Linked DNA regions of Homo sapiens: region 1 is linked to region 2. Evidence: read pairs that join two places in POLR2A ChIA-PET (ENCODE). Cell type or tissue: A673. All regions are shown on one strand. Links, peaks and the distances in the headings refer to the core of each region. The heading gives the core; the rest is flanking DNA.

The links. Peaks named below come from ENCODE experiments on the same cell type or tissue, not always from the same donor. Only the 100,000 strongest peaks of a DNase experiment are listed, where the experiment ranks them.
Region 1: POLR2A ChIA-PET joins it to region 2 with 11 read pairs; 5 of 35 experiments call an interaction of 5 or more read pairs at or near these places.

The regions. Positions count from the first base shown.
Region 1 is chr2:112,028,886-112,040,637 of GRCh38, forward strand. MERTK (MER proto-oncogene, tyrosine kinase) reads left to right here. Exons shown (of 19, transcript NM_006343.3): 19 at 1-676. Among named protein-coding and RNA genes, the nearest start is that of TMEM87B, 21 kb to the right of the region's middle. In A673, for the core only: a CTCF peak has its summit at 3,939; a DNase peak (open chromatin) is centred at 3,196; H3K27ac peaks cover 1,958 bases.
Region 2 is chr2:111,920,467-111,936,973 of GRCh38, forward strand. It overlaps MERTK (MER proto-oncogene, tyrosine kinase), which reads left to right. Exons shown (of 19, transcript NM_006343.3): 2 at 8,654-9,074. It also overlaps the pseudogene RN7SL297P. Among named protein-coding and RNA genes, the nearest start is that of MERTK, 30 kb to the left of the region's middle. In A673, for the core only: no CTCF peak of the experiment used is centred there; a DNase peak (open chromatin) is centred at 10,555.

The sequences.
Region 1 (11,752 bases), core at 1-8,000, 100 kb after region 2:
CCAAAAATCAAGCCAATTCTTCTGCTGTAGGAGAATCCAATTGTACCTGATGTTTTTGGTATTTGTCTTCCTTACCAAGTGAACTCCATGGCCCCAAAGCACCAGATGAATGTTGTTAAGTAAGCTGTCATTAAAAATACATAATATATATTTATTTAAAGAGAAAAAATATGTGTATATCATGGAAAAAGACAAGGATATTTTAATAAAACATTACTTATTTCATTTCACTTATCTTGCATATCTTAAAATTAAGCTTCAGCTGCTCCTTGATATTAACATTTGTACAGAGTTGAAGTTGTTTTTTCAAGTTCTTTTCTTTTTCATGACTATTAAATGTAAAAATATTTGTAAAATGAAATGCCATATTTGACTTGGCTTCTGGTCTTGATGTATTTGATAAGAATGATTCATTCAATGTTTAAAGTTGTATAACTGATTAATTTTCTGATATGGCTTCCTAATAAAATATGAATAAGGAAGGATATGTTGAACTTACTTGAGACTTGAAAGACAGTGGTCGGCAGCGGCCTTGTGGCCTTTGCAAAGGAATTCCCTTAATGCCTGGTCCTTGGGGCAATTGCTCTGACCATTCTTGGCATTGCTTTATAGAGATATGGAAAAACCACACCAGGGTCTGTAGATAAGGAATAAAGAATATTGAAGGATTGAAAAATACTGTGTGAATGGAAAGATTTAAAATCAGCTGAAGAAGAGAATCTGGCAGGTGAAGCACTTTTCTGTTTGGGAGGGGTAGCTCATGGGAGGTAGGCATGGGCAGTGGGGCAGGGCATAGCTGAGCTCACGTTCTGCCTCTGCCACTTCGTAATAGCTATCATTTGTAGAGTACTTGTTTCAGGAACTTTATGTGAACCATCTTATTTAATCTGTATGTCATTATAACATGGTACAAATGCCATCATCATGTATGAGCCAAGAAATCCAGGCTTAGAGAGACTGAGTAACCTGCTTGTAGCCCACATCTAAACAGTGGGGGAGCCAGAATTTAGAACATCTGATTCTGGCTAGTTCTATGCCTGTGATTTGGGGGTTGTATTAGTCCATTCTTGTATTGCTATAAAGAAATACTTGGGACTGTGTAATTTATAAAGTAGTTTAATTGGCTCACAATTCTGCAGGTTATATAGGAGGCACAGTGCTGGCATCTGCTCAGCTTCTGGGGAGGCCTCAGGAAGCTTGCCATCATGGCAGAAGGCAAAAGGGGAGCAGATGTCTCACATGCAGGAGCAGGAGCAAGAGGGAGAGGGGAGGTACTCCACACTTTTCAACGACCAGATCTCACAAGAACTCACTCGGTATCACGAGAACAGCACCAAGGGGCAGATACCAAATCATTCATGAGAAATCCACCCCCATGATCCAATCACCTCCCTCCAGACCCCACCTTCAACGCTGGAGATTACAACTGAACAAGAAGTTTGGGTGGGGACACAGATCAAAACCATATTAGAAATCTACTCCAGAGCTTCTCAACATTTTTACTTTATTTAATAAACATATATCTCTTACTCTGTGCCAGGCATGGCACTCATTTAATTTTCATAACGACACTACCAGATAGGTACTACTATTATCTCCACTTCACAGATGGGCAGACTGAGGCAGGAAGAGCCTAACTTATGCTGCTAGTAAGGGCAGCAGAATTATGCAGTCAGTTGAATTGTTGATTTCCCAGCCTTCGGGGCAGCTGAGCAGGCCCAGAGCCACTGGCATCTTCAGGCCTGTTTACTCCCCACCAGTAAGCAGCCTCGCCTAGGCCTCTCCCACAGTCTTCAAGAATCAGAATCTACATGGGGTCCAACAGTGTGGCTCTCACCCAGGTTCTGGTCCCAGCTGCCCACCCAGGCACCCAATCTCCAGGGTGAGCCGGCTCCTCTGTTACTGTGAAATGCTCCATATGAAAAAGTTCTGGCCAGATGTGGGGATTCACAACTGTAATCCCAACACTTCAGGAGGCAAGGCAGGAGGATCACTTGAGCTCAGGAGTTCAAGACCAGCCTGGACGACATAGTGAGACCCTATATCTACAAGAAAAAATTAGCCAGAAATGGTGGTGTGTGCCTGTAGTCCTAGCTACTCTGGAGGCTGAGGCAGGAGGATCACTTGAGCCCAGGAGTTTGAGGTTACAATGAGCTGTGATTGTGCCACTGCACTCTAGCCTGGGTGACAGAGGGAGACTGTGTCTCTAAAAATTAAAAAAAAAAGTTCTGAGGGTTTGAAAAGAATCTGTAAAATGCCACCATTACATTTTATTCGTGAAAGAAAAAAAGCTGTAGCTCCTATAAAGATAACTTACACTGTTGAAAATTTTTGGTCATTAAAAAATAAAAAAATTTATCACCTACTTGTATAAACAGTTTCTTATCGATGGTAAGTAGCAGGAAGTTGAAGAACTGATCATTAAAGTCTTGATCAGAACCTGATGGTGACTAGTTCAAACAAAAAAAACCCACCCCAAAATAGAAAGGTATGCTCATATCTATGAGCAAAATAAGTAATTATAAACATTGAAAAATGTTATTTGGAAGTTTAATATAAACTTAATATTAAATATCTATGCTCATATACAGTACTTTGTATTTTATATTTCTAATTTTAACAGCATAATGTAAAAAATGTACAATGAATAGTTCATCAAACACCCCACAGCCCTCTAAATCCTGTCCAGTATCTTCTGTGTGGTCTGAGCAGGGCTGGGGAGCCCGGGCCAGTTCTGCCGCAGGAGAGTGTAGAAAGCTGAGCCAGCTGTGGCTTCTGGCTTTTCTTGAGACATCAAGAAACGTAGCAGAGAAATTCACTTCAGCACACAGCGTGATGCACCCAAGTGTTGGTTAAAAGTGGTGTGATGAATGAGAATGAAGCTGGGCTACCATTGTTCTTCACATTTAAATCTCCGCACTGAGAATGTTGGTGTTCTTCTTAGCCACATCTGAATATTTGAAAATTTGGAAAGAACTAACTTTCAGATGATCCAGTCATTGGCAAACTCTCATACTGTCTTCTGAGCATAAACTGAAAACAGCGTTTCAAATTCTCTTTCATAGAAACTCAAATTACTTTTGTAAGTGGCTCTTGTAGGCAAAAAAAAGGGAGAGAGGAAACAGGAAGAAACAAGTCGGGTTAATTGTCTTAACCGTGCTGGGGCTCAGGATCAGGAGGTCGAAAGGACAAGGAAACAGACATATGCCAGAAGCACTCGTGACTGGCACGTTGAGACTTGCCCTCCCTTGTGAGGATTTTCTTTCTTTTGTGTTGTTTTTTTTTTCCTTTCTGTTGCTTTTCTTAATGAGTAGAAATGAGAATCAAGCGTCAGGGCAACTCTTGGAAAACAAAAAAAAAAAGACACCAAAGCACTCTTCATGGTGAGCCAGGCCATATGGTCAGAGGTGGGCTGGATAGGAGCTCACCCTGCCAGATGTCCTTGGGCAATCGTGGGCAGGTCACTTGACTTTCCTTGAGCCCCAGTTTTCTCAAGTGTTCAGTAAACATACCAATGCCTTTTTCTGCAACACCCTGTGTAAGAAGGGGAGGAGGCAAGGTCTTCGAAAGAATATTATACTCACAAGAGGCTGTTCTCAATTTGTGGCATCATTCCTTATGCAGTGCAAACCCAGCAACATTTGTCATATTCAAAATATTTTCAGCCAGGCGTGGTGGCTCACGCCTGTAATCCCAACACTTTTGATGGCCGAGGAGAGAGGATTGCTTGAACCTAGTAGTTCAAGACCAGCCTGGGCAACATAGGGAGACCCTGTCTCTATAAAAAATAAAAAAGAAATTAGCCAGGGATGGTGGCATGCAATTGTGGTCCCAGCTGCTCAGGAAGCTGAGGTGGGAGGATCACTTGAGCCTCAAAGCTCAAGGCTGCACTGGGCTGTAATCACACCATGGCACTCTAGATGGGGCAACAGAGCAAGACTCCATCTCAAAAAAAAAAAGAAAAAGAAACATTTTCCCTGATTGTTTCATCAACTCCCTCCAAAATAAACACAGTCATTCATAATTTGAAAAGAGAAAGAGATAGTATTTCGCCTTAGCCAGAAACGCACAGTTGGGGAAGTTCAGAGTGAAGGAGGAGGCCCTCAGTCCTCACCTCAAACAGCCACTGGGCTCAGGAGCTGGAACTACCTTCCTCTTGTCTATCCTGGGGTTTAGCTACTGATGATACAAGCCTCATTGCGCCTCTCCCCAATATGTGGGTTATGACAAGCAATGGTGGCTTGCTTTACCAGGAGCATTTGGGGACATGTGGTGGGTCAGAATGCTATCCCAGGAAGGGGATATTCCCTCTCTGCCTCCATGTCTGCCAGACCTAGCAGAGGTTCCCCACCTGGGAAATGGGCCAAACCACAGTCTCTTCTTTTACAGAGCAGGCTGATTCTAGCCAGACCAGTTCTGATTCATGAAAGTCAAGACTTTTGTAACTTTTCCTGGTCAATGGCAAAAGCAAGTTGGAACTTCTGCTGAGTCCGTGGGAAAGTAACTGACCCAATAATAAACTAGCTACAACAGCAACTTAACTTCTCTAAAGATGTTTAGTAACTGAGTGACAAATGAGAAAATGGGAAGTTTTGTTTTCTTTAATAAATGTTTCAATGATGCACAATGTTCCTATCCTTAGATTTTATTTTCTTTCTTTTAAAGCTCTAAGTGAGAATAGCAGCAAAACTCCCATTCTATTTAACTTTAAAAGGCATATATAATTACTTAATTTTTTGTTATTTAAATGCAATAATTCTGGGCATGGTGGCTCATGCCTGTAATATCAGCACTTTGGAAGGCAGAGGTGGGAGGATTGCTTGAGCCCAGGAGTTCAAGACCAGTCTGGGCAACATGGTGCAATCCCATCTCTACAAAAAACACAAAAATTAGCTGGGCATGGTGCCACATGCCTGCAGTCTCAGCAACTTCAGAGGCTGAGGTGGGAGGATCACTTGAGCCACAGAGGTCGAGGCAGCAGTGAGTCATAATCATGCCACTGCACTTCAGCCTGGGCAACAGAGACCCTGTCTCAAAATAAATAAATGTAATAATTACTTCTAGAAACTGTAACCTGTGGACCACTATTTTAGAATATTTTTACATACAATCTCTCTTATTTAAATGGGATTCCATGGATAGATATATGAAAGAGAAACCAGAGAATTATATCTATTAACTCTTTCTATTCCTTAAGGACATGATAACTGTTAATTAATAGATTTATTGAGACTATACACTTAAACATTCTAATGAAGAAAGTGTTTTCGAACAACAATCATATGAGGTCACCTATAACCCACTCATCCATTTGCAAATATTCACTGAGAGGAAGGCCCTGTTCTGGGCATTGGGATCTTGCAAAGAAAGGCAGTCTAGGCCTTATCACTTCTTGGCCTTTTGGCTAAGATCAAGTGTAGAAAGGCAGTCTAGTCCTTGCTGTCTTGAATAACAGTCCAAAGGAGGGAACAGGTGGCTTTGGATGAATCATTTTCTTTTAACTATAGTCTTCTTTTTTTTTTTTTTTGAGATGGAGTCTCGCTCTGTTGCCCAGGCTGGAGTGTAGAGGCACGATCTCGGCTCACTGCAACCTCTGCCTCCTAGGTTCAAGCGATTCTTCTGCCTCAGCCTCCCAAGTAGCTGGGACTACAGGCATACACCACTACGCCCAGCTGATTTTTGTATTTTTAGTAGAGACGGGGTTTCACCATATTGGCCAGGCTGGTCTCGAACTCCTGACCTCGTGATCTGCCCACCTCGGCCTCCCAAAGTGCTGGGATTATAGGCATGAGCCACCACACCCAGCCATCATTTTCTTTTAAAGAATATTCTTCAGAATACTCTGACTTCCACATTTTGTTGAAGTCCATTCGTAGCATAGTGAAGCAGAGCAGCCACACCTGTAGATGCTATTTAGAGACTCTACAAGAAACCTCCAGAAAAGGGACAGAATGCCTTTCCTGGAAGCAAGCTCCAAGGCCCGGCCCCACATGACTTAAAATTAAAGGGCCATCAGCTGGGGCTTAAAAATCAAAATCCCATTATACCACAGTCTGAGCAGTTCAAGGGGATGCAGGCTGCTGATTTAACTCCACAAGTAGTAATGGCTTGTTTTAACAAACATAGTTTCTCATCATAAAAATGTGTAATTCGCCAGTTTTTTCATCCATACTTCATACTAGATTATCTCTAACGATCTATCTTCAAGTTTGCTAATTCTTCTTCTCTCAGCTCACAGCTACTATTGAGGCCCTCTAGTGAGTTTTTCATTTCAGTTATTGTACTTTTTCAACTCCAGAAATTCCATTCAGTTATTTTAATCACTTCTATCTCTTAATTGATATTCTCTGTTTAATTTTAAATTCAAAAATATACAACGTGGTGTTCTTTAGTTTTCCAAACATATTTGCAAATAGATGCTTTTGCTTTTTTTCTTTTTTTTTTTTTTGAGATGGAGTTTCACCCTTGTCGCCCAGGCTGGAGTGCAGTGGTGCAATCTTGCCTCACCACAACCTCCACCTCCCAGGTTCAAGCGATTCTCCTGCCTCAGCCTCCCGAGTAGCTGGGATTACAGGCATGTGCCACCACACCTGGCTAATTTTGTATTTTTAGTGGGGCTGGGGTTTCTCCATGTCCGTCAGGCTGCTCTCGAACTCCCGACTCCAGGTGATCCACCTGCCTCAGCCTCCCAAAGTGCTGGGATTATAGGCATGAGCCACCGCACCCGGCCTACCAATAGATGCTTTTCTATAATGAAGTACAGTCATGTGTCACTTAACGATAGGTATACATTCTAAGAAATGCATTGTTAGGCGATTCCATCATTGTGAGAACATCATAGAGTGTACTTACACAAACCTAGATGGCATAGCCGACTACACACTTGGGCTATATGGTATAGCCTATTGCTCCTAGGCCTATTGCTCCTATAGAAACCTGTACAGCATGTGTACTCTACTGAATACTAAAGACAATTGTAACACAATGGCAAGTATTTATATACCTATACATAGAAAAATGACAGTAAAAATACTGTATTACAATCTTATCAGAACACAGTTGGATATGTGGTTTGACTTTGGCCAAAACCTTGCTATGCAGCACATACTGCATTTATCTGCTAAGTTCAATATCTAGGCCTCGCCAGAGACAGTTTCTATTGGCTTTTTTCCTCCATGAGATAACTTTCTTGTTTACTTGCATATTTTGTATGTTTTTATTGAAACTGGATATTTCAGATCATAGATTTCAGAAACTCTGGATTCTAAAGTACCCCTCTCCCAGAGGTGGTTATTATCACTGTGTGTTTGTTTAGCAATTTGCCTGAATTAATTCTATAGATGGTGTTTCTCCTGTAGTGTTTGAGCACTAATGTCTCTGCTCAGTTGCTTTTTAAAAATTATACTTTTTTAAATGTTGAAGCCTGACTTTCAACAAGGCACCCCTGGATCAACGTAGCTTAGTAATAAGCCGATTGATTGGTCAGAGGTTGTGCTTAAACATCTTGAGCCAGTATGATTTCTACATTTTGCTTTCTGTGGCTTGCAGAATACAGTGCAAGTTCAGGAAGTTTCTTGTTTATCCAGGAGTAAATAATTCAGTAAGTGTAAATGGATTAATCATTCCGGTAAAAAGACAAAGGTTGTCACGCTAGATAAAAAGAGATGTATATCCTGCAAAAAAATTAGCTGGGTGTGGTGGAGCATGCCTGTAATCCTAGCTACTCGGGAGGCAGAGGCAGGAGAATCCCTTCAACCAGGGAGCTGGAGGTTGCAGTGAGCCGAGATCGCGCCACAGCACTCTAGCCTGATGACAGAGTGAGACTCTGTCTCAAAAAAAAAAAAAAAAAAAAGAGATGTATATCCTGAATATATAAAGAACACTTGCAACTCAACAATGAAAGGACAAATAACTCAATTTAAAAATAGGCAAAGGATTCAAATATACATTTCTCCTAAGAAGGTTTATAAGTTGCCAATAAGCACATGAAAAGATGTTCAACATCATTAGTCATTAGGGAAATTCAAATTATAACCACAAGATACCACTTCACACCCACTAGGATGGATATAATCTAAAAGACAGGCAACAACAAGGGTTGGAAAGGAGGTAGAATAATTGGAACCCTCATTCATGGCTGAATTATAAACATTCAGTTCATAATTCAGCTGTGAATGAGGGTTCCAATTATTCTAAATTCTAAAATTCATACGTTGAAGCTCTGAATCCCAGCTGTATTTTTATTAGATGGGACCTCTAAATAAATAATTAATGTTAAATGAGGTCAAAAGGGTGGGGCTCCAATCTGATAGGATTAGTGTCCTTAATAGGAAGAAACACCAAAGAGCTCAATTGCATTCTTTCTGCATGCATGCACAAAGAATAGGTCATGAGAGCACACATTGAGAAGGTGGCCATCTGCAATCCAAGGAGAGAACCCTCACCAGACACCAACCTTGCTGGCACCTTGATCTTAGATTTTCAGTCTCCAGAACTGTATTTCTGTTGTTTACACCACCTAGTCTATGCTATTTTATTAAGGCAGCTGATGGGAATGTAAAATGGTACAGCTGCTTTGCAAAACAGTTTGGCGGTTCCTCAAAAAGTTAAACATAGAATTACCATATGACCCAGCAATTCCACTGTTAGTTACATAGCCAGAAGAATTGAAGCACGTCTTTAAATAAAAACTTGTACATAAATGTTCATAGCAGCACTATTCACAATAGCCAAAAGATAGAAAGGAACTAAATGTTCATCAATAGATGAATGGATAAAACAAAATGTGGTATATATGTACAATGGAATATTATTCAGCCTTAAAGAGGAAGGAAATTCTGACACATGCTACAACATGGATGAACCTTGAAGATAGTATGCTAAGTGAAAGAAGCCAGTCAGGAAAGAGTAAATATTGTATGATATTCAACTTATATGAGGTTCACAGAGTAATTAGATTTATAGAGACAGCAGAATGGTGACTGCCAGGGGCTGTGGGGAGGAAGGAATGGGGACTTAATGTTTACTGAGTATAGAGTTTTAGCTGGGGAAGATGAAAAAGTTCTGGAGATGGATAGTGGTAATCGTTGCACAACAATGTGAATTTCCTTAATGCTATAAAACCGTACACTTAAAAATGGCTAAGATGATAAATGTTATGTTGTGTATATTTTACCACAAATAAAAAAGAGTGAATTTTATGGTATGTGTGAATTATATCTTAATTAAATCATTGTAAAAAATAATGACTCACACCAAACAAATAGCATAAAGGGGAGAAGAACCCACATGATTATCTCAGTAGACACAGAAAAAATATCTGTAAAAATCAGCATTCATTCATAATAAAAACTCTCACAAAACTGAATTTATATGTTTTGACAGAGAGTTCATTTAATACTTGGAGCTGAAACAAACAAATAAAACTCAAAATAAACAACAAAACTAAAAACCAACCACCTCTCCCAATCTTTGCAAGTTAGCTCTATGCTGGGACGCACCTTCAGCACTTAGCAAGGCTCACCCTGAGCCTAGGGTCAGCCTTCAGTGAACACTTAGTATCTTCTCAAGTCTTTTCTAAGCATAGATTTTGCCTGGGTGTGTTTGTGGCTTTCTAAATTCCTTGGTATACATGGCTGCTTTTGCATGTCCTAAGTTCCCAAAAACATCTCACCCCAGATTCTCCTTTAGGCCTTTGATGGTCTATCGTACGTCTCTACCCAGAATCTCTTGCCTTAGGCATCCATGGGTCTGTAGTCACCTGGCAGTTTTTATGAGTGATACCCACCATTTTTCTTCCTGAGTTCCAAGTTAGGGAAGACAGAGAGAAGCACCTTGTGTTCACCCTTCAGATATCCCGTGGAGAAGTTAGAACAGGTGTACATAATAATTTGTAAATAAACTCTGCTCTGTCCCCTCTGCTTTGAGAGAGAGAGAACTGGGAATCCAGCTTCTGCAGTTTCAAGACTGAGACTGCCACTGCAGCAGTGGGTGGGGGTGGGGTCATGCTGGGCAAAGATAAAATCACTACAAAACTTTTCAACCACTTTGAAGATTTCATTTCATTTCTTTTCTTTTTTAAAATGAGATAGGGTCTCACTATGTTGACCAGGCTGATCTTGAACTCCTGGCCTCAAGTGATCCTCCCATATTGGCCTCCCAAAGTGCTAGGATTACAGGCGTGAGCCACCATGTCCAGCCAAGATGTCTTTTTCTTGACTGGGCATTTGCTTGGTTGCTGTTAACACTGGGTTGTTTTCCAGAGCACCAACAAAGTTTGTTCAGACAGTTCCTGCTTGTTTTTTCAATGTTCTGAAGTGAAGAACAATCCTTCGAGTTTTCTAGTCTGCCATTTTGTTGACATCACTGTCTCCTTTGCTTTAGAAAGATATTTCTGCTGGGTATAGTATTGTAGATTGAAAGAATTTTTTATGTCAACGTTTTTTTTTTTTTTTTTTTTTTGCAGGTGCAAGATTTAATAGAGTGAAAACAGAGCTCCCATAAAATGGAAGGAGACCCAAAGGGGGTTGCCGTTGCCGGCTCGAATGCCTGGGTTTCTATCCCAATCATTGTCCCTCCCCCTGTACTCTCAGGTGATAGATATTAGCTATTTCTTTACCTCCTGTTTTTGCCTAATTAGCATTTTAGTGAGCTCTCTTTACTACCTGATTGGTCGGGTGTGAGCTAAGTTGCAAGCCCTGTGTTTAAAGGTGGATACAGTCACCTTCCCAGCTAGGCTTAGGGATTCTTAGCCGGCCTAGGAAACGCAGCTAGTCCTGTCTCTCAGTCCCTCCTCTCAACAGGAAAACCCAAGTGCTGTTGGGGAGGCGGGCCAGCGACTGCTCTAACTGCTTCCTTCTGAACTAGGGCGCAGTAGGGGTCATGCAGTTGAGATTTCCTCGGGAGGGGTGCCTTTGATGTCATCAACATCGAAGCATGGGCTAGCAGGCTGGTCCAGGGGGCTGCGGTAGATCTTAGTCCTCGACTGCACCTGGGGCTCCATTTGAAGAACGATTTGTAGTTTTACAGCTTCGATTCTGGAAGAGACAAACTTAACAAGGAGGTTAAAAAGATACAGGGATTGAAATGTATGGCCTGCAGTGCAGGGGATTATTTCTTTGGCACACTTCACAGGCCCTGACTATCTGCTTGTTAGTTTTGAAAAGGCCTGGTCCAGTAAATAAAGATTCAGCCATCTGATGAGTGCTATCAATGCCTAAGTGAAAGGTTTGGTGAAGAGTTTTAAGTAATTTCCATTGGTTAGCTGCAGGCAAAAGTATTTTTCCTTCTTTGGTGGCTAACCATCCTGAGGGGAGGAAACTATGTCCTCATGAGGTTCCCCATTGTCAGGCCTCTGAGCCCAAGCTAAGCCATCGTATCTCCTGTGACCTGCACGTATACATCCAAATGGCCTGAAGCAAGTGAAGAATCACAGAAGTGAAAATGGCCTGTTCCTGCCTTAACTGATGACATTCCACCACAAAAGAAGTGAAAATGGCCTGTCTCTGCCTTAACTGATGACATTACCTTGTGAAATTCCTTCTCCTGGCTCATCCTGGCTCAAAAGCTCCCCCACTGAGCACCTTGTGACCCCCACCCCTGCCCGCCGGAGAACAACCCCCCTTTGACTGTAATTTTCCTTTACCTACCCAAATCTTATAAAACGGCCCCACCCCATCTCCCTTCGCTGACTCTCTTTTCGGATTCAGCCCGCCTGCACCCAGGTGAAATAAATAGCCTTGTTGCTCACACC
Region 2 (16,507 bases), core at 3,561-11,560:
CCAAGTGGCCCAAGGGTCACTCCAGTGAAGTTAATAATTACCATTTGCAATTTAGGACTGATCCATCAGGTCAAGTGAGTTCTGATTGAAGGTTGTTTTTTTTTTTTCTTTTTCTTCTAATGAAGTGTTGCTACTCTGTTTGTTTGTTTTTCTTCTAATGAAGTGTTGCTACTCTTTATTTTATTTATTTATTTATTTATTTTCCGAAACAGAGTCTCACTGTGTTGCCTACGCTGGAGTGCAGTGGCGTGATCTCAGCTCACTGCAACTTCTGCCTCCCGGGTTCAAGCAATTCTCCCTGCCTCACCCTCCCGAGTAGCTGGGATTACAGGCGCCTGCCACCAGGCCTGGCTACTTTTTGTATTTTTTAGTAGAGACAGGGTTTTGCCATGTTGGCCAGGCTGGTCTTGAACTCCTGACCTCAGGTGATCTGCCCGCCTCGGCCTCCCAAAGTGCTGGGATTACAGGCGTGAGCCACTGCGACTGGCCACTACACTTTATCAATCAGGAATCCTTTGGGTATTGCATAAATAGTACTAAGTAGAAAATTTCCTTTTGTGCTATGTTTGGCCTCAGCTAGCTGTGGGGGTAAAGGGAGTGGGGTGGGAGTCCTTAACCTGGGTGACAGGGCAGCTGCTCAGGACATGATTCAAATATCAGCCTGGTGTGTGCACACAGAATGTGGGGTGGGGGCACTGGTCTAGGTTCTGCGTTTTCTCCTAGAGAGGGTAGGGAAACAGGGATACCAGCATTTACAGGATTCCAGATGCAAAAGCCTTTCTCTGAACTTTGGGAGGTGAAGGCGGGCAGATCACCTGAGGTTAGGAGTTCGACACCAGCCTGACCAACATGGTGAAACTCGGTCTTTACTAAAAATACAAAAATTAGCTGGGCATGGTGGTACCTGCCTGTAGTCCCTGCTACTCAGGAGGCTGAGGCAGGAGAATTGCTTGAACCCTGGAGGCGAGGTTTGCAGTGAGCTGAGATCACACCACTGCACTCCAGCCTGGGCTGTGACAGACTAAGACGCGATCTCAAAAAAAAAAAAAAAGCCTTTCTCTAAATCACAAACCCACCTGCAGAAGGGCTGTAGGGCTGTTTGATAGCAAATACCTTCAGCAGACAGCAAGACTGGTGAGGAAACAGCATACCTCTGGAATAAGGTGCATCCTCTTGGCCATGCATTTATGTGCCATATGTTCATGTGTGCTTGAGTTGGGAAGCAAAGAACCTCTAGGAACTGAAAGATAAGCCCTCACTCTTTTGCAGCCTCCTCTGGGCCTCGTTTTTCTTTTATTTCTATTTTTGGTAGAGACTTGTCTCACTCTGTTGCCCAGGCTGATCTTGAACTCCTGGGCTCAAGCAATCCTCCCGCTTCGGCCTCCCAAAGTGCTGGGAGCCACCACGCCTAGCCTGGGCCTCTTGAGTTTGAGGCTGAACTTTAGAGAGCTCAGCTGATGCTTCTGCCCATTTTATTGTTGGGGAAGGAATAGAAAGAGCAGGAGTAATGGGTCCCACAGGCTGGCACTCACTCCTGCCATTACTGTAACTCTGGTAGAGGAGCTATTCCTCTCTCTTCCCAGGTGCCTGGGATCATAAAGCAGGCTGATGGCACACAGCATCCTGGGGTAGCTGGGGTGGGGTGGAACTGAACAGGGTTCACCAGCCAGCACCCTCAGTCCCACAGGGCTGCCACCTGCCCTGCTCAACCCTCTTCCCACAGCATGGAGGGACTCCAGGGCCAGGGAGGCTGCTTGCTGCCACATCCCCACCCACTATCATGGGACCTGCAATTTCAGTTGCTGCTGCTTTCTTTAGTCACCTCGGTGATCACCTTGGGCTGTGATCACCAAGCTTCAAGAAAATCAAAGGAGCTCATGTTAGGAAAGGCTGGTGGAGACCATCCCTGGAGAGATTGAGAGATGCCTTAGAGCTAAGAGCCCTTCGCATCCCAAGCCCGATGTATATTTTTTCCTCTCACTCATGGCTGGCAATTATATTACTCTAGTATTGCCCTTCCCCATGCATTGTCCAAGGCAGACATCACTAATTAAACTCAGCCCTTATCCCCGCAGGGCCCAGACCTGGCTTTAGAAATTCCTACTTTAGGTGGCCAGCAGGCCAGGGTTCAGATGCAAGCCAGTAACAGCCATGTCAGCCAATATTTTTGGAGTGTGCTGGTGGACTCGATGCCTATCAGCTCCTACTGCTGAGATCCTCTTGTCCTCACAAGAGTTCAAAGAAGTTATAGAGCTTTCCTGAGGCCATACCTTGAGGTGGTGAGGGACTGGGTGGGCCTCAGCCCTCTGACTGCAAAGCTGCTAGCTAACCTCTGAGCAGCACTGCCCACCAGCCCTTCTGCCTTTGCACACTGCATTTGACAAGTGCTCAGCAAGGATTCATGGATTTGAGGGTAGGATGCACTAGTTGATCACATGGAAAATAACATTCTTTACTGGCTTGCCCTAATGAACGAATTTTGAGTCTAAGAGACTATTCACAAAGTCCCTAAATGTCTGAGCCACTGTAATTGTGTGTCATAGGCATGCTGACAGCCTCTCCAAGTTCTGTCTCCAGCCACAGCAGTGTCCTTGCCTGGACCACCTCTCTTCCCTGCTCACCCTTCAGGACCTCTGCACGTCACACCCGTTTATTCTGTAAATGTTTGCTGCATGTGACTCCATGCCAATCATCATGATGGGTTCAGATGATGCCACCTCCAGCCTTCAAGGAAGTTACAGACAAGTATGTTCAGAAAAACAGGGCAAACTCACACAGAAAAATGGGCAGTATGTGAATAAACATTCACTAATCAGGTCCCTTGGGCCTGTCCTGTACTGGGTGCTGAAGAAAGATGATGGAGACAAAAGCCCTGACTTTAAGAAGCGGACGCTAGGGCTCTGGTCAAGGGCTGCATGGTGATTGGAAACACATGGGCACAGTGCAGGGGTGCTGCACCACACAAGTCCAGGACTGGATGGAGTGGCCCCTGGAGTTGGTAAATGCAGCTGCTGGAGCAGCTGGGCGGCTACTCTGGGACCTGAGTGGGAGGCTAGTGATCCAAGGCAGCTTAGCAGCACTCGTTTATGTGAAGTTAAAATTCCACTCCAGCTGTTTATCCAGTCCACATGAGGAAGCAATCCTGGAAGAAGGTGGGAGGGATAAGGTGGAGATTTCTTGTGAATTCCACCCAAATTACAACCAGAGGCACCCCACTTTTCCATGTGCTGTGTAGAAAGGACCACATTTGCATTAAGTCTTTGATGTGGGTAAGCCTTTCAGTCTGAATTCATCTGCAATCACTACCCAAAAATAATTTTGAGAGTATTCCACTTCTGTGGGGGAAAAACAGGGGGAAAAGATACGTTATACAACCAAAGTAATAGAAACAATGAAAAATTTAGCAACTTAAAATATAATTTCTAATTCATCATTGCCCAAACCCTTGGGTCCAAAACCTTGGAATGGTTTTTGTTTTGGCTTTTTTTTCTTCACATTTTGTATAATCACCCAGTGCCCCCACACAGGGCTGGTGAGGTTATGCATTGCACAGCTCTAGAGAACAATTTATACAGCCAACAACGATGTGAATGGCAATACCACCCCACTAAAATTGTGCAGTACGAGCCTCACCAATCTCACCAGCCACGTGGGGGTCCAGCCTCAGTCCCAACAGTTCTCAAGGGTTAGACCATGGAAGATTTTTACTAACTCATAATAAAATGAGAAAATAATTAAAATAATAGCTAACATTGAGTGCTTACTGTGATCCAGACAGTAATAACTCCTTTATTCCCGTTGGCAACCCTATGAGGCACCATGGTTGCCATCCCCACTTTCCCTGTGAGCAAACTGAGCCTGAGCAGCCTCGAGCCACCAGCTGTCCACTCCTGAGAACTCTCCTTTATGCCAGGATCGCATCTTTCCTCAATATCTGGTGTCAGACTGACTTTCCTTTGTGGAACACTGGTGGTAGTGAGGATGCTGTTGCTGTCAGCCCCCTCTTCTTGGTCTCCTGTATCCTTCCTACTCTTCACTGACTGCCCCTGTAGTCAGGTCTTCACTGCCTTCCTGGAAGGTTCCCACTTCCTGCTCTTCTTCCTCCTACTCAGCCAGTTGCTGGTGCCAGAATCCCCCTCATCAAGCCTAGCTCTGAGCCTTGCTCTCCCTTGCTCAGAAGCCTTCCAGGAACTTCTCCTGCCTCGACTGGGATTCAGGGCTCTCCACATTCACCTTAATTTTGGTTTATCTCCCATTTTTGTTCTAGCAGAGTAGCTCTACTCTTCAGCTAAATTGCTGTTCCCAAACTGGTTGGGCTACTTCCTGTCTCTTCAGTTTCCCACCACCTTTGACCCTGGCAGCCCCAGGCACCTTCTCCATCCCTCAGATCCATCCTTTACTCACTCATTCAACAAACCTATTTTGAGCACCTCCTACATACTGGCTGTAGTGTAGGTGGTAGGTATCATGGAGCTTTCAGTCCGGCAGTGGAGAAAGAACTGGATGAGTAATCGTAAGATGTATTACAAAAGGGTCCTAGCACCTAACCTGGGGGTGCTAACTATAGGAGGTTAGTCAGAGAAGGCCTCCCTGATGCTATGGGCAGCCTCCCCTCCCCACCCCCAGTTAGCCATGTCCATCTCCCCTTTAGCTCCTGGGACCCACTGTGGCTCTGTTCCTGAAATAAGTCTCTTTCTTTATCCCATTTGACTGTCGTAGCAAATCTTGAACCCAGGAGGTGCTATATAAATATCTGTTGGCAATCAAATCATTCTATCAACTTCTGGTAAATCAAATTGTACAGATCAGATATATATATATATATATTTTTTTTTTTTTTTTTTTTTTTTTTGAGATGGATTTTCGCTCTTGTTGCCCAGGCTGGAGTGCAATGGTGAGATCTTGGCTTACTGCAACCTCTGCCTCCCGGGTTCAAGCGATTCTCCTGTCTCAGCCTCCTGAGTAGCTGGGATTACAGGCACCCACCACTACGCTTGGCTAAATTTTCGTATTTTTAGTAGAGACGGGGTTTCACCATGTTGGCCAGGCTTGTCTCGAACTCCTGACCTCAGGTGATCCACCCACCTCAGCCTCCCAAAGTGCTGGGATTACAGGCGTGAGCCACCGCGCCTGGCCCAGATATCTTTTAAACCATCTAGAGTGTTGAGTGATTTCAGGGTAGGTTTCGTGGCTCCCGGACTTCAGTGATGTCACTTTAGTGGGTGGCCTTGCCCCTAACCAAGTTAACACTTTGTTTGGTGAACAGCTTGGCTCATGGAAAACTGAAGATTATACCCCAAATTGTAATCAGAGGTTATTATCTTGCAGGGTTGGGCTTACAAAACAGACTTTATTATTATTTTTTTTAATTTTTTTTTTTTTCTGAGACAGAGTCTCGCTCTGTCCCCCAGGCTAGAGTACAGTGGCGCGATCTCGGCTCACTGCAAGCTCCGCCTCCCGGGTTCTGCCATTCTCCTGCCTCAGCCTCCTGAGTAGCTGGGACTACCCGTGTCTGCCACCATGCCCGGCTAATTTTTTGTATTTTTAGTAGAGATGGGGTTTCACCGTGTTAGCCAGGATGGTCTCGATCTCCTGACCTCGTGATCCGCCTGCCTTGGCCTCCCAAAGTGCTGGGATTACAGGCGTGAGCCACTGCGCCCAGCCCCAGACTTTCATTTTATATTGTATATGCTTCAATAAATATTTGAATTTTTTCACAACAAATTTGTTAAGTTCCTAATTAAAAATTTAAAATATTCTTAAATAAATTAAACCAATGAAGGTATAATTTGCTTCTCCCACTTCCCATTTTTGCCTTCTAAGAAAGGGACCTATATTTAAATGGGGGAAAAAAGTGATTTGGATTAAACCCCTAACTCCTGAGTCCTCTGTAGCTCAGTGAATAGGAAGAACCACAGATGAGTGTGCCCACCCAAGTGGCAAAGGTGAATTGTCAAGGCTTCAAAGTACATGAATAAAGGGCCAAGTGTGGTGGCTCACGCCTGTAATCCCAGCACTTTGGGAGGCCGAGGCAGGTGGATCACAAGGTCAAGAGATGAAGACCATCCTGGCTAACATGGTGAAACCCCGTCTCTACTAAAAATACACAGATTAGCCGGGCATGGTGGCGCGCACCTGTAGTCCCAGCTACTCAGGAGGCTGAGGCAGGAAAATCACTTGAACCTGGGAGGCAGAGGTTGCAGAGAACTGAGATTGCGCCACTGCACTCCACTCCAGCCTGGTGACAGAGCGAGACTCCATCTCAGAAAGCAAACAAAAACAAAGCCTACATGAGTAAGTAGAGCACCCTTGAGGGAGCTCTGCAGGTATGAGACAAACAGCCAGAACATGCATTGCTGCAGAAAGCATCCACACATCAGAGGAAGGGGAGCCCCCTCCTCCTACCAAGAGCATAGGTCCACCCTTGTGAAGGTTTGCCTGGCATGTGGGCTGTGAGTGACTGGAGAGGCAATGGTCCCTGTCTGTTGTCATCCTGATCTTCACTCCCTAGCATAAGTGAACACTCCCATGATGGCACATTCATCTGTCTGGACAGCTGGGCTCCAGGCCAGCCCACAGCTGACCCACATAGCCCTCCCCTAAAGCACACAGAAGGCCCTACACTCCCACACTCACCAAGACCTCAGGATAAGGAAAAGTCTTCCTGTATCCTTGTAGGAAAATCTCTTCTCTTCTATCTGGCATTGATCCTGACTCACTAAGGAGGCAGTTCCCAAAGGCAACAGCCATGAGAGTTGGCCCCCAACATCAAAGGGGCCTGGGAGGGAGCAGTTGCTGGAATGGGAGAGGGAGCTGCATGGCAAGGGCTCCCAGACAGGGGTATGCCCTTCAGTTGAGGCATATGTGCTGTCCAGAGTGGCTTGGCAGAGAGGAACCTAGAGGAAAAATTCCCAGATCCCCTCCCTTCTGCCCCACGATTTCCTACTTATATCTCCCATTAGCCAATTAAATACTTAACTGAATACTTAAATTTAAAAAATTCCAGCCTGGGCACATACATAGCCAGACTCCCTCCCTACAAGAAAAAATTTTAAACTAGCTGGACATGGTAGCACGAGCCTATAGTACAACCTACTCGGGAGGCTGAGGTAGGAGGATCGCTTGAGCCTAGGAGATTGAAGTTGCAGTGAGTTACTGTACCACTGCTCTCCAGCCTGGGTGACAGAGCAAGAAGGCCCTGTTTGTTTAAAAAACAATTATTTGTTGTTCATCTGAAATTCAAGCTTAACTGGGCATCCTGTGTTATTTGCTAAATCGGGCACAACTCTGAGCAAAGAACACCCTACTCCCTGCACACACACACTCAGGAGCCCAGGAGGGCATGATGTCCTGAGCATGGCAGGAGGCCAGCCCTTGAGCAAGGATGGAGCCCCCACTGTGTACCCCCAGTCACCAACCCATAATGTAGACTGCTAGGCCTATATCTCTCTCACCCACCTGTCTCACTCACTCCCTCCCAACGTATTTGAATAGATAACAACCAGTGTAGAATCTGTGTCCAAAAATGCCACTCAGAAAGCTAAAAGTACAGCTATTATGAGCCTTCCCTTGCTCAGAAACCATCTAAAATACTTGTGGACCAGATGAAATAAAAACATTTCCAGGTTTATTCCAGCAAGCAAGCATTTTCCTGGAAGCTTCAGTATTCTATAGCTGGTAACTTAAGAACACTTTTTTTGTTGTTAAGGCACAAAAATTGTAAACTCATCTCTTTGTGGCCATGAGCAGCTTTTTTTTTTTTTTTTTTTTTTTTTTTGAGACAGGGTCTCACTCTGTCACCCAGGCTGGAGTGCAGTGGCACAATCTTGGCTCACCACAGCCTTGATCTCCTGGGCTCAAGCGATCCTCCTTCCTCAGCCCCCCAAATAGCTGGGACTACAGATGCATGCCAACACATCTGGCTAATTTTTGGGGTGGTTTTTTTTTTTCGAACCTCAATCAGCTTTTTAAAGACTATCAGCCAAATTTGCAGCATAGTCTCTGACAGAGCAGACAGTAAGAAAAGTTATTTATTTTGAGACAGGGTCTCTCTCTGTCACCCAGGCTGGAGTGCTGTGGTGCTACCTTGGCTCACTGTAACCTCCGCCTCCCAGGTTCAAGCTGTTCTCCTGCTTCAACCTCCTGAGTAGCTGGGATTACGGGAATGTGCCACCATGCCCAGCTAATTTTTGTATTTTTAGTAGAGACAGGTTTTTGCCATGTTGGCCAGGCTTGTCTCAAACTCCTGACCTCAGGTGATCCTCCTGTCTCGACCTCCCAAAGTGCCAAGATTACAGGTGTGAGCCACCGCGCCTGGCCAAGAAAAGTGACCTTGAGCCCTGCTGTGTCATCACCTTCTTCTTATACTGCTGAGTTGGGCATGAAGGACTTGGAATGAGTCAGTAATAAGAAAATTTTTATTTTTGGTGGGGGTGGTTACATTTCTTCAGGACTCTTCCAGAGGCGAGTTTACAAACGAATGAACTGGTGAATAAGAATATGTCCAGATGTGTGTGTTAATGAATTCTGCTTATCTTTTCCTGGGGCACAGAGGACACCCCAGTGCTCTCTCTTCTTGGCCTAAGAAGTTGGGAACCTACTTGGGAAACTCTTCTTATTTAAAAGGCTAAAATTTGGATGTTCTGTTTTACAGCTATCACTGAGGCAAGGGAAGAAGCCAAGCCTTACCCGCTATTCCCGGGACCTTTTCCAGGGAGCCTGCAAACTGACCACACACCGCTGTTATCCCTTCCTCACGCCAGTGGGTACCAGCCTGCCTTGATGTTTTCACCAACCCAGCCTGGAAGACCACATACAGGAAACGTAGCCATTCCCCAGGTGACCTCTGTCGAATCAAAGCCCCTACCGCCTCTTGCCTTCAAACACACAGTTGGACACATAATACTTTCTGAACATAAAGGTGTCAAATTTAATTGCTCAATCAGTGTACCTAATATATACCAGGACACCACAATTTCTTGGTGGAAAGATGGGAAGGAATTGCTTGGGGCACATCATGCAATTACACAGTTTTATCCAGATGATGAAGTTACAGCAATAATCGCTTCCTTCAGGTATGTGTTCTTTCTTCCTTTTTTATTTTTTTAGTTTTAATATTTATTTATTTATTTACTTATTGAGACAGAGTATCATTCTGTAGCCCAGGCTGGAGTGCAGTGGCACGATCTCAGCTCATTGCAACCTCCACCTCCTGAGTTCAAACGATTCTCCTGCCTCAGCCTCCGGCGTAGCTGGGATTACAGGCGCCCACCACCACACCCAGCTAATTTTTTTTTTTTTTTTTTTGTATTTTTTGTAGAGATGAGGTTTCACCATGATGCCCAGGCTGGTCTCAAACTCCTGACCTTGGGTGATCCGGCCACCTAGGCCTCCCAAAGTGCTGGGATTACAGGCATGAGCCACCTTGCCAGGCCTCTTCCTTTCTTTTTAAATGTCATTATGCTAATGCTGCCTCAAAAGCAAAAGCCTTTTGTTTTCTATTTAAGCAAACCACTGGTCCCTTTAGAGAGTTGAAGGATAACTGACAGTGTGTGTTCAATCTGAGCTTGGCAGTGTTGGAACTGTTGGTTAACAGATACTCAGGGGCTGGGCCTGGGAGGCTACTTCCCACCTGACCTACATATCATATCAAGTACAGCTGGACCCAAGAGCTCTACCAGTGAGTGGGAACAGTGTTTCTTACCGGGTAGGAGGAGACGTTAAAATCACCCTGGCCATGTGGGGCTTTTTAAACAGTGCAATTGCTTGAGCTAGAGAGTTCTGGGCTATAGTGTGCTATGCCAATTGGGTATCTGCATCAATATGGGGATTCCCCCCACTACCACCAAAAGCAGGGGACCACCAGGTTGCCTAAGGAGGAGTGAACTGGCCCAGGTCAGAAACGGAGCAGGTCAAAACTCCTGCACTGTTCAGTAGTGGGATTTCACCTGTGACTAGCCACTGCATTCCAGCCTGGGCAACATAGTGAGACCCTGTCTCAAAAAAAAAAAACCCCCAAAAAAAAGCCAGTGCAGCTCTCTCGTCCCTTCAGTTACCCTGCCGCCCCTGCCTTCCACCTCTCCCCACCGCCTCCCAGTGCTGATGTAGCCCCCGTGCACCGTGGGGCAGGAAGAGATGGAAAGTCTGTCTCTGGAAATGAGACAGGCCCTAAGCCTCAGACCATCATCTCAGTACTCCACTTTGTTTTTTAAGAGCAAGCTAGATGAGGTGGAGGGTTGTGTGTGACAGGGATAAGCTAAGCCAGGACTTATATCTGGAATACTCTGTTTTCCCAGGGACCCAGCTGTCATGTCTCAGAATGCTGCAGACGGGCAGGTAGATGCTTCTCTTCTTGCCACCCCTTTTGTATTCTCCACTCTTTCCTCTTAGCCAGGAGGTGTTTTGCTTTTCTGTTTTTGTTTTTTTGCATCAGGACTTCGTTGCGTGCACAGTTTTAGAATTGGGTTGGCCTGTGGTTGTTAAAAGCACAAAATGAGGTCAGAGCCACACAGGGTGGAAGCAAGAGCCTTTTTCCTGCAATTTCTCCACTTTGGAGTGGAGCCTTCTTTGATCTGTTACATTTTCACTTTCTGTGACATGATACTTGGCACCATCCCATACTGTGTCATGCCTTTTAGTGAATCATTTTGTTTCCTTTTCAGAAAACCACCTCACAATTACCACAGACCTAACTACTCAGGTTAGTGTGCCAACACTTCCACAAGATGTGCCCTTTTTTTTACATTTTTTCCCCCAGGTTGTAGGCTTGCTTAGTGGATAATCCCTTAGCCTCCAGGCAGAAAATGCAACTTCCACATTACTCTGGCTGAGTCTCTCGGCAGCCGTTCTCAGCCAGTGGCTAAGACTGCTTAGGAGATTTGACTATATTTTTTCTGCATCAACTATAAAAAGCAGATGTCTTACAATTACATAGACATAGCTTCTGAAGAGATAAGTAAAACTATCATTTAATAATAAGTGAATGACCGAGGCAGGCGGATCACGAGGTCAAGAGATCGAGACCATCCTGGCCAACGTAGTGAAACCCCATCTCTACTAAAAATACGAAAATTAGCTGGGCGTGGTGGCGCACGCCTATAGTCCCAGATACTCGGGAGACTGAGGCAGGAGAATTGCTTGAACCTGGGAGATGGAGGTTGCAGTAAGCCAAGATTGCACCACTGCACTCCAGCCTGGCAACAGAGCGAGACTCCATCTCAAAAGAAAAAAAAAAAAAAAGAAGTGAATGAGGAGTAGTTTAAAGATTTCAAGAACAGCAAGCTGGCACATTGGTCTCATTGGGTGTCACCTAGGAGGGGAGCATAGCCCTACCTTGCTGTCTCTCTGGACTTGGCCAGTGTATGACTGTGGGTGAGCTGCCTCATCTTCCCTGGTCTATTTTCCAAAGGAAGAGATGGACTTGGACCATGTGACTGCCAGCTCTACTTCTGCTCTCAGATGCCATGAGCTGTTCAGAGGACTTAAATTGTAGAGTTTTAAAATTTTGATTAGTCAGTTTCTTGTTTTGGACCCATCTCTTTAGAGTACAGAAGATGACCTGGGTATTATTTTGAGAACTTTAGAAATTTGGAGTAGAATTTATTCTACTGTGTGTTTTCAGCTTATTATATATAAACTCATTCTAAAGGAGAAAAATCTTATTTGACCTCCAAACTAAGCCTGAAAGCAAATTTAGCGATCAGAATTTTTGCAAATGATGAGCATTTCTTTTTTGAGACGGAGTCTTGCTCTGTCGCCCAGGCTGGAGTGCAGTGGCGCGACCTCGGCTCACTGCAAACTCTGCCTCCCAGGTTCATGCCATTCTCCTGCCTCAGCCTCCCGAGTAGCTGGGACTACAGGCACCCGCCACCATGCCCAGCTAAGTTTTTGTATTTTTAGTAGAGACGGGATTTCACCGTGTTAGCCAGGATGGTCTCAATCTCCTGACCTCGTGATCCACCCGCCTCAGCCTCCCAAAGTGCTGGGATTATAGGCGTGAGCCACCGTGCCTGGCCATGATGAGCATTTAGTTGAATTAGGTAGCATACAGGATGATACCAAATTTGCCTGTATATGATTCTTCAACTTTATTAAGATAATGTTCAGGGGCACAGTAGTTGTACAGTGATTCAGTGAAATAAATTATAGTTGTAAGAGTTAAAGAAAGAGGAAAGAAACATGAAATGCAGCTTAACAGTTAAAGATGGGTTTATTTTAGAGAAATAAGCCTGAGAGGGGCTCCTGGCCAATTTTGGTGAGGAGCATTATCTTTTATAGACTAAGAGTATATATTAGTTTCAGGGTAGGGGGCTTATCACAAGCTTGGAATGTTTGTATGTTGGGGAGAAGTTTATAGCAGGGTTGGAATGTCTCTGGTCAGATGGGAGGTTATCTTGGGGCTGACATCTCTCTGGCCGAAGGGGACGTTATCTCAGGGCTGGCATGTCTCAGGTCAGGGAGGGGTTTGGAGTGTTTTTGGTTGGAGATGTTATTTGTTTTTTATGGTCATGCTGACCTTAGCCATTAGGCTGATGCCCTTTAGATTTAGGCGGTTTTTAATCAAGGTGAACTTTAGAATGACAGTGCTTGTCCAAGATGGCGATACTCCTGCTCTGTCAATAGTTACTTAATCAAGATGACAAATATTTATATAATTTCTTGGCAAGAGAGGATGATGTTGGAGTTGCTAAATGTGCATTGTTTTTTAGGTGAGGACACTGAGCCCCATGAGCAGGGTCACTAGGCAGTGAGCTAGTCTTACTTAAACAGGGAGCCTGATTTGCATACCTGCAGTGACCTCTCTTCTCACATCTCCTGGGCCCTAAGGAAATCTACTGTGGCTCCCAGGAACAGTGAAGAGTTAAAAAATAGTTTTAGGCTTTCAATATAAGTAATTTTGTTAGAAATTCATTAGCCTGCAATTTTGCTGGAGTTGCCATTAGCGACATCTATGTGGACTATGTTTATTCAAGAGAATGTGCAATTAAAATCACTAGGGGCAGAGAACATAGATGTATATTGGCAGAGGTCAAAAGGACTCTAGAGAGAAACACCTGGTATTTTCAGTTTGGTCATGGGACCTTTTTTTTCTAAAAGGTATTAGGATCACACATAGAAATTCCCGTAAGAATAGGCAGAATTTATGTGAATTTTTAACATGATGAGGTCTCTAGATTGAGGACCCCATACTTTGTATCTGCACTCATTCTTTAAATATGGCACAATCGTGAGTTACTAGAGACTGACCCTGTGTTTTATCTTTCTTTTCATTATACTTTAAGTTCTGGGATACATGTGCAGAATGTGCAGGTTTGTTACATAGGTATACACGTGCCATGGTGCTTTGCTACACCCATCAACCCATCATCTACATTAGGTATTTCTCCTAATGCTATCCCTCCCCCAGCCCCCCCACCCCAACAGGCCCCGATGTGTGAAAGTTCCCTTCCCTGTGTCCACGTGTTCTCATTGGTCAATTCCCACTGATGAGTGAGAGAATATGCAATATTTGGTTTTCTGTTCCTGTGTTAGTTTGCTGAGAATGACGGTTTCCAGCGTCATCCATGTCCCTGCAAAGGACATGAACTCATCCTTTTTTATGGCTGCATAGTATTCCATGGCATATATGTGTCACATTTTCTTAATTCAGTCCATCATTGATGGACATTTGGATTGATTCCAAGTCTTTGCTATTGAGAATGATGCTGTAATAAACATACGTGTGCATATGTCTTTATAGTAGAATGATTTCTAATCCTTTGGGTATATACCCAGTAATGGGATTGCTGGGTCAAATGGTATTTCTGGTTCTAGATCCTTGAGGAATTGCCACACTATCTTCCACAAAGGTTAAACTAATGTACACTCCCACCAACAGTGTAAAAGTGTTCCTATTTCTCCACATCCTCTCCAGCATCTGTTGCTTCCTGACTTTTTAATGATTGCCATTTAAACTGGTGTGAGATGGTATCTCATTGTGGTTTTGATTTACATTTCTCCAATGACCAATAATGATGAGCTTTTTTTCATGTTTGTTGGCCGCATAAATGTCTTCTTTTGAGAAGTGTCTGTTCATATCCTTTGCCCACTTTTTGATGGGGTCGTTTGTTTTTTTCTTGTAAATTTAAGTTCTTTGTAGATTCTGGATATTAGCCCTTTGTCAGATGGATAGATTGCAGAAATTTTCTCGCATTCTGTAGGTTGCCTGCTCACTCTGATGATAGTTTCTTTTGCTATGCAGAAACTCTTTAGTTTAATTAGATCCCATTTGTCAATTTTGGCTTTTGTTGCCATTGCGTTTGGTGTTTTCATCATAAAGTCTTTGCCCATGCCTATGTCCTGAATGGTACTGTCTAGGTTTTCTTCTAGAGTTTATATGATTTCAGGTCTTACATTTAAGGGGAAGAGAAGGGAAAGCATCTGGTCTTTGGTCCTAAAACAGCACCTGTCCTAGTTGAAGATGTGGTTTAGAGTATCTAATGGCCCAGAGCTTTGGTTACTCCTCACACCTTCCATTGCTCTTACACCCTCTTTCCCGTAGTGGCCCCTGCTGTTATATAGCTCTCTCCCTTCCAAAGGAAGAAAGGACTGTGATAAAGTCATTTACTCTAAGGAAAGCTGTAACATTCACTGGTGATGTCATTTTAGACACCAAGAAATAGAGATATTGTAAAAATCAATACACATATGCAAGTACACACTAGTTATCAAAATGGCCATCCTTGCACATGAAGGTGTTTTCCGGCAATTCATTATTTGTTGGCTGCATAGTTAACTGAGGGATGGCTGAACATTGAGGCAAGTTGGGCAGACCTGGTCCCTGTCCTCCTGCTCATGGTTGTGAACAGAATGGAGGGGAAGGGCCAAATCAAACGTCAGGTGCGGCAGCGCTAAGGTACTGTTGCCTTCAGATTTTAGATTTGTCCCTGACGTATTAATTTAGAGGAGGAGGAACTGGCACCAGGACTGGGGGAGGTACACTTCTGCCTCTCAGGAGCAACCGCATCTTGCAATCAAATCTCAGTTAATTGAAACTTGGGGAAGAAAGATGGAAATAATAGGAGCTCATGGACATTTAAGTACGAATCCCATGTACTCTGGAAAGACTAAGGGAGATTTGGCATCATGCACAAGAGTGTCCCTGAAAGATTTTTAAACTACTTGGTCTTGGCTCGTGTGTGTGTGTGTGTGTGTGTGTGTGTGTGTGTGTGTGTGTGTGTGTTTAAATTATTTTAATAGTAATGTATGTATTTTGTCAAAAACTTGGAAAATACCAAACATACAAAGAAAGAAACAATGGCTTATAATTGCAACTCTGAGAAAAATTTTCCAATTATATATAAATAAATTAAATGTTCTTGAAATTAATCTTTTATTGCATAGATGATTATATATCCTGTTTCATTCAGTTTATATTATGAATATTTCTGTATATTATTAAAAGTCTTCAAAAAAATTTTTTTGTTTTTTGAGACAGAGTCTTGCTCTGTCACCCAGGCTGGAGTGCAGTGGCGTAATCTCAGCTCATTGGAACCTCCACCTCCCGGGTTTAAGCAATTCTCCTGACTTAGTCTCCTGAGTAGCTGGGAGTACAGGCGCCCGCCACCATGCCCAGCTAATTTTTTGTATTTTTAGTAGAGACAGAGTTTCATGGTGTTAGCCAGGATGGTCTTGATCTCCTGACCTCATGATCTGCCCGCCTCGGCCTCCCAAAGTGCTGGTATTATAGGCATGAGCCACTGCGCCCGGCAAGTCTTCAAAATATTTTAAGGTATTTTATTGCATAGATGATTACATATTCTGTTTCATTCAGTTTATATTATGAACATTTCTGTATATTACTAAAAGTCTTCAAAATATTTTAAGGCTGCTATATGCCACTGTAATCTGCTGTTGTGAAATAAAAGCAAATATAGAAGGATGCAAATGAAATTATAAAATTAAAAATTTTTTAATTTTTGTAAATGAAAAATTCTTTTTAAAATGCTGAGTTTGGGGTATATACAAGGGAAGAAATAACTGATGTTCTGCTCCTAGCCTAGGTGCCCTCTTGAGCTATGCTTGTTTTATGCTAATAATCTCCCTCTTTTTTTCCTGTTTCACTTGGATGTCTGTTATTGTTGATGGAGCCAGGAGTCATCTTTGATTAATAGGTGTAGAAAACATTCAGTGTCTGCTACAGGTTGAGGTCCCTCGAGAGCATTCACCTGGCCTCCTTTATGAGACTTGAGTCAGTGGGCTGGGCCTCCTCCTTGGTGCTGTAGCCACTAACCTGCCTCACCTGTATCCAATATCAGCTCGAAACTAGCATATCCGTTTGTCCAGGTTCCAGGACACTGCTTGGCCAAGACCTTTCACTGGAGTCTCCAAAGAAGGGTGTAATTTGGGATATATATTATAATTAGCTCTGATGTCTAGTATAGCAAGTAAACAGCCCTCTAGCTTGGGTGGAAATGTGCCCTGGTCAGGCGCAACACTCCAGAAGGGCAGCAGCCACCAGACCAGACGA